Linked DNA regions of Homo sapiens: region 2 is linked to region 1. A link is an interaction called in ENCODE POLR2A ChIA-PET data of the cell type or tissue named here. Cell type or tissue: A673. All regions are shown on one strand. Each heading gives the region's core, and the rest is flanking DNA. Links, peaks and the distances in the headings are about the cores only. Region 1 has its middle 11 kb from the start of API5. Region 2 has its middle 51 kb from the start of MIR670.

Evidence for each region. Peaks named below come from ENCODE experiments on the same cell type or tissue, not always from the same donor. Only the 100,000 strongest peaks of a DNase experiment are listed, where the experiment ranks them.
Region 2: POLR2A ChIA-PET joins it to region 1 with 11 read pairs; 3 of 35 experiments call an interaction of 5 or more read pairs at or near these places.

Annotation. Positions count from the first base shown.
Region 1 is chr11:43,299,368-43,302,279 of GRCh38, forward strand. No RefSeq gene overlaps it. Among named protein-coding and RNA genes, the nearest start is that of API5, 11 kb to the right of the region's middle. In A673, for the core only: no CTCF peak of the experiment used is centred there; no DNase peak of the experiment used is centred there.
Region 2 is chr11:43,507,271-43,510,182 of GRCh38, forward strand. No RefSeq gene overlaps it. Among named protein-coding and RNA genes, the nearest start is that of MIR670, 51 kb to the right of the region's middle. In A673, for the core only: no CTCF peak of the experiment used is centred there; a DNase peak (open chromatin) is centred at 1,361.

The sequences.
Region 1 (2,912 bases), core at 297-2,796:
AACAGGGAGACTATAGTCAATAATAATTCAATTATACATTTTAAAATAACTAAAAGAGTATAATTGGGATGTTTGTAACACAAAGGATAAATGCTTGAGGGGATGCATATACTCCATTCTTCATGATATGTCTATTATGCATCACATGCCTGTATCAGAACATCTCATGTACCCCATAAATACACACACCTACTATGTACCCACAAAACTTAAAAATTTAAAATAATATAATTTGGCAGGTCACAATCATTCATGCCTGTAATCCCAGCACTTCAAGAGGCCAAGGCAGGTGGATCACTTGAGGCCAAGAGTTCGAGACCAGCCTGCCCAACAGAGTGAAACCCTACCTCTACTAAAAATACAAAAATTAGCTGGGCATGGTGGTGCGTGTCTGTAGTCCCAGCTACTCGGGAGGCTGGGGCAGGAGAATTGCTTGAACCCAGGAGGTGGAGGTTTCAGTGAGCCAAGATCGTGCCACTGCACTCCTACCTGGGCAACAGAGCGAAACTCCATCTCAAATAATAATAATTATTATTTCTGCCACTAATAATCTCTCTTCTCTTGATTTTTTTTTTCCTTTTTTGAGGCAGGGGGCAGGGTCTTACTCCTGTCACCCAGGCTGGAGTGCAGTGGCGTGATCATGGCTCACTGCAGCCTCAACCTTCCCAGCTCAGGTGATTCTCTCACCTCAGCCTCCAGAGTAGCTGGGACTACAGGTGCTTACTGGGGTTTCACAACGTTACCCAGGCTGGTCTCAAACTCCTGGGCTCCAACAATTTGCCCTCCTTGGCCTTCCAATGTGTCGAGACTACAGGCATGAGCCACCACACCTGGTCGTCTTTCTTGGTCTTACTTAGCCTTACCCATTTCATCTGTAAAGTAGGGATACCCGGCTGGGAGCGGTGGCTCACACTTGTAATCCCAGCACTTTGGGAGGCCAAGGCGGGCAGATCACGAGGTCAGGAGATCGAGACCACGGTGAAACCCCGTCTTTACTAAAAAATACAAAAAATTAGCTGGGCTTGGTGGCAGGCGCCTGTAGTCCCAGCTACTCGGAGAGGCTGAGGCAGGAGAATGGCGTGAACCCGGGAGGCGGAGCTTGCAGTGAGCCAAGATCGCGACACTGCACTCCAGCCTGGGTGACAGAGCTAGACTCCATCTCAAAAAAAAAAAAAAAAAAAAAAAAGTGGGGATACCCAGGGGGCACATCAGAAAAACATTCAAAACATGGTACTTACTATCATTACTATTAGGCAGTCACTATGTGACAGGCTCTGCACAAGGAGCTCTCATTTTAACCTCACAACAGTCCCATGATGTGGCACTATTATTATTTCCATTTTAAAATGGGAACACTGAGGTTTGGAGTAGTTTATTAACTTGCTTAAAGTCCCAGGGATAGTATTTCTTTGGTCCCCTCTGTCACCCTTCTAATCCAGTGCTCTTAACTGCTAGTGGTCTCTCACTCTCACTCTCTCTCTCTTTGTCTCTGTCTGTCTCGCCCCTGTTCTTCTGTAGCTAGGACAGTAATGGCAACATCTGGCGCTCCTGCACTGCAATGGGCAGCAGGCCAGCAGGAGGTGAGCTGCTCTTCAGTAGGTGGTCTGTTTACAGCTTGTTTTCAGACAAACAATTCAACTTTTCCAGTGAGTTGTTTACCCTACTCTTAGTTAGTGCTTAGGAACCCAGGTTAGGTTCCCAGGTGTTGTGACAGAGGGGGCCCTCAATCAGCAGACACAGGAGAAGGCCATGTAAAGACAGATGCAGAGATTACAGTGATGCTACCACAAGCCCAGGAATGCTGACAGCCACCAGAAGCTGGAAGAGGAAAGAAACAGAATCTCCCCCAGAGCCTCTGGAAGCAACGTGGTCTTGCCAGCAACACCTGAATTTCAGACTTCTGGCCCCAAGAACTGTGAGAGCATTGCGAGAACATGAAATGGTTTAAAGAGACCACATGTATGATCATTTGTTGTCGCAGCCACAGAAAACTAATACACCCTGGTTTCCCATATTTGAGATGCAATCAGAGGGAACAAATTTATCTCCAAAGAGTAACTGACAGCGACCAAAGAACATTCATTCTTGAAATATAAATTAATAAGACCTAAAATGGTACAAGGGAAGGAAGCGAACACTGAGCACTTACAATGGGGCAGGCACTGTCCTAAGCACTAGCCTGTATTATTTCATTTAATCCCCACAACAACCCTAGAAGTAGATACTATTCATAATTATGTGAAGCTCCCGTGGCCAGACCCAAATTGGATTAGAGGTTGGAAGTGTCTTGATAAGGAACTGGGAGACTCCACACCTGACTTAGAAATAAACATATTTAAATAACAGGCAGTTTAGTAGATAGAGGTGCAGCCATCAGAGCCAGACTACCTGGATATGAACCCAAGAACTTCTCACCAGCTGTGTGGCCCTGGTGACAGGGTCGCATAAAGTTACATAACCTTACATTAAGTTATTGTGAACATCATTTGAGCTGAAACATCGAAAGCACTTAGCACAAAGCCTGACAGATAGCAGTTATTCCACAGGGTTCAGCTATTACTGTAACACACATGCTATTATGCACACAGTTAACACTTAATGTATATCTGCTATGATTATCATCATTAGTTGGTTTAAGACCTAGGTAGACCTTAATTTGGAAATCTTTCTTGGTTTCTTCCAGAGAGCCATGATCTCTTTTCTGTTAGAATTAAAAAGACCTCCTTGGAAGACGGAAATTTAAAATAAAAGCTCTCAGAATGTAGGCAAAAGATGGAGCCAAAATATAAGGCATACAAACTACTGACAGAGGCCAGGCACAGTGGCTCATACCTATAATCCCAGAACTTTGGGAGGCCAAGGTGGGCATATCACCTGAGGTCAGGAGTTCGAGACCGGCATGGCCAACATGG
Region 2 (2,912 bases), core at 261-2,760, 210 kb after region 1:
ATAAAGCACAAGTAGGTAGGGCCCAGGCACTGGGGCTGGGCAGAAGATGAAGGATGAGAGGAGGGTTGATGCAGGACGGTTGCTGGGACCTGATGATCACTGAGCCACAGAGGCTGAAAGAGGCAAAGGCTTCAAACGGATTCCCAGGTTTCTGACTTCAGAAGCAGGGTAGATGGTGCTGCCATTCCCTGCAACATAAAACACAGGAGGAGGAGGAGTGGGTTTGAGGGAAAGATGATGGCTTTAAGTCTGAACATGGTTTTGAGGTGCCTGTAGGCCAACGGTTCTCAAACTGTGGTCCCCAGACCAACAGCATCAGCATCACTGGGAACTGGTTAGAAATGCACATTCTCAGGCCCTGACTAATCAGGAGATCTGTGGGTGGGCCCAGCAATCTGGGTTTTAATAAACTGTCTAGCCCTCCAGCTAGAGGCGTCCTGCCAAATGCTTAGCAACTGGCCCTCCAGGGACAGGGAGAAGCCCTGATGGGTGGTGTTTTCCAGTTCCTGGGGTGCAAATCTCACCATGGCTGATTTCAAGCTACCAATCTGACATCACTAAACGTGCATCAGTAAACGGGGAGTTGGGAAGAGGTGCACACAACTGTCTCTTGAAGCAGCAGCATGAATGGCCTCCAGGTGATTGCGATGCACACCTGTGCCCCAGAACCACTGCTGTAGGCCAGTTGCACGAATGTATCTGGAGGGCAGGAAGATGTATGGGTCTAAAGCTCAAAAGAGAGAACTGGGAGGCAGAAAAGGTTTTGGAGATGTCAGTGTATATACAACCACCTACCAGAAAAACACGGAGTGTGCCAAAATGAATAAGATTCAGTCCCTACCCCCAAGGAGCATGCAGTCACATGGGGAGAAAAATAGGCAAACAGTCACAGCAGAGGGAATGGTGGCTGTACCCAGGAAGAACGGTGGGGGCACAAAGGAGGGGGTGGTCCCCTCAACCTGAGAAGGTCAGAGAAACTTCTTGGAGGAAATGGCAGGAGCTGGGTCTTTAAACACAGGAAGGGGAGGGGATTAGGCAGGTCAGGAAGTGGGAGCCCAGCGTCCCAGGTGAAGGAAAGGCAGAGTGGTGGGAAGAACAAGGTGTCTGCAGGGGTCTGTTGGGGAGAACTGATGGATGGGGAAAGAGGCCCAGTGGTGCAAGTGAGCCCCAAGAAGCCAGGATAGAAGGGCCCTGGGCTTGGAGCTGATGAATATGAACTTTATTTTAGAACATATGAGGAATCATTTAAAAATGTTCTAAGCAGTGGAGGGTTGTAATCATGTTGGAAGATTCTAAAGGTTCTAATGCCCTCCCTGAATCATTGCTTCTTATTGGCACTGTCATTTCCTGTTTCTCACACATGTGGTGCAATCTCCCAACCCCTGCTGTTAGGTCCACAATTCCCCTTCCTGGAACTCTCTCACCTTGGCTCTCCTCTGGGTTACTTCTTATCCTTTGAGGCTCAGCCAAGGGTCACCTCCTCCAAGGCGCCCTCCTTGGCCGTGATGTGACTTGAAATAGGCTTCCTCAGTCCTGCCTGTCACAGCAGCCCATCCATCTCCTTGCAATAGATAGCACTAGCCTCCAGTGATAATGATCTTAATTGTTTCTGTGGCAAAGGTAAAAAGTCATTACGTTTCAGTTCCCATAACTGAACTGTAACTGAATTCAACTTTGTTCTCCAGGCCCTTTTCTGACTCTCTCCCAGGCCAGGATACTGGGTTCAATTTAATAGGGGTCTTTTCAGCTCAGGTTAAATATTATCTCATTCACTGTTCAGTTCAGACTGTGGTTGCTTTAAGAAAAATAGTCAAGTTCTTCAGGATTTTCTTCCCCATTCTCCTGTTCCTGTCTTTCTTTTCAACTGGCATCTGGATCCAAGGGTAAAGCACACACATTTGAGTGATCAGGAGCGGAATTGGAGAGAGAGAAGGGGCCAGAGGGGAGTTTCTCAATGCCACCCTTCAGTCTTCGCTAGCCTCATCTGCAGCAAGGTGGGTCTGGCTGCCCCAGGAAGATCACTGCTGCTGCTGCTGCTGCTGCCAATGGTGCACTTTGCCACCACCTTTGGCAAAGAGGCCTTTGTCCAGACTCCTGGCCTCTTCCTTCTCCCTGAAGTGCTTTCTATTTCCTCCTCCTGTCTGGAAGGATCCCCCAAATAGCACATCTTCCTTTCACAATGAACTTCTTGGTTCTGGGTAGTGTGTCTCCTTCCCTGCAATGTCATCTTCATGGTTCAGCCTTAATGGTGGAATACTGCAGAAGGAAAGAGGGTGTGGAGAGGCAAATTATTGAGAAGGAAGACACATCAGAAATTTTTTTTTTTTTTTTGAGACGAAGTCTCACTGTCGCCCAGGCTGGCGTGCAGTGGCAAGATCTCGACTCACTGCAACCTCCGCCTCCTGGGTTCAAGTGATTCTCCAGCCTCAGCTTCCCGAGTAGCTGGGATTACAGGCACATGCCACTGTGCCTGGCAAATTTTTGTATTTTTAGTAGAGATGGGGTTTCACCACGTTGGCCAGGCTGGTCTCAAACTCCTGACCTCAGGTGATCTGCCCACCTCAACCTCCCAAAGTGTAGGGATTACAGGTGTGAGCCACTGCACCTGGCCCGTCAGAAATACTTCAAAACCATTTTCTTGGCTGCATTTATCTGCTAGTTGGCTGTCTGCCTCACTAGAACAGAAACTTCCTGAGGGCTGGGGCCTGTCTTATTTACAATCCCATCTTCCTCACCTAGTAGAGTGCCTGGTACTCCATAAATGTAGCTAAATAAATAAATGAAGATGTGAAATGATTACATTTGTCTTTGAGAGTGGCTAATTAATGTTTGTTTTTAAAAGGTTGAGCTTGGAGATGTGGAGACAAGAGCCTGGACTAAGGTTGTAAACTAAGGTGGTAATGATAATGGGA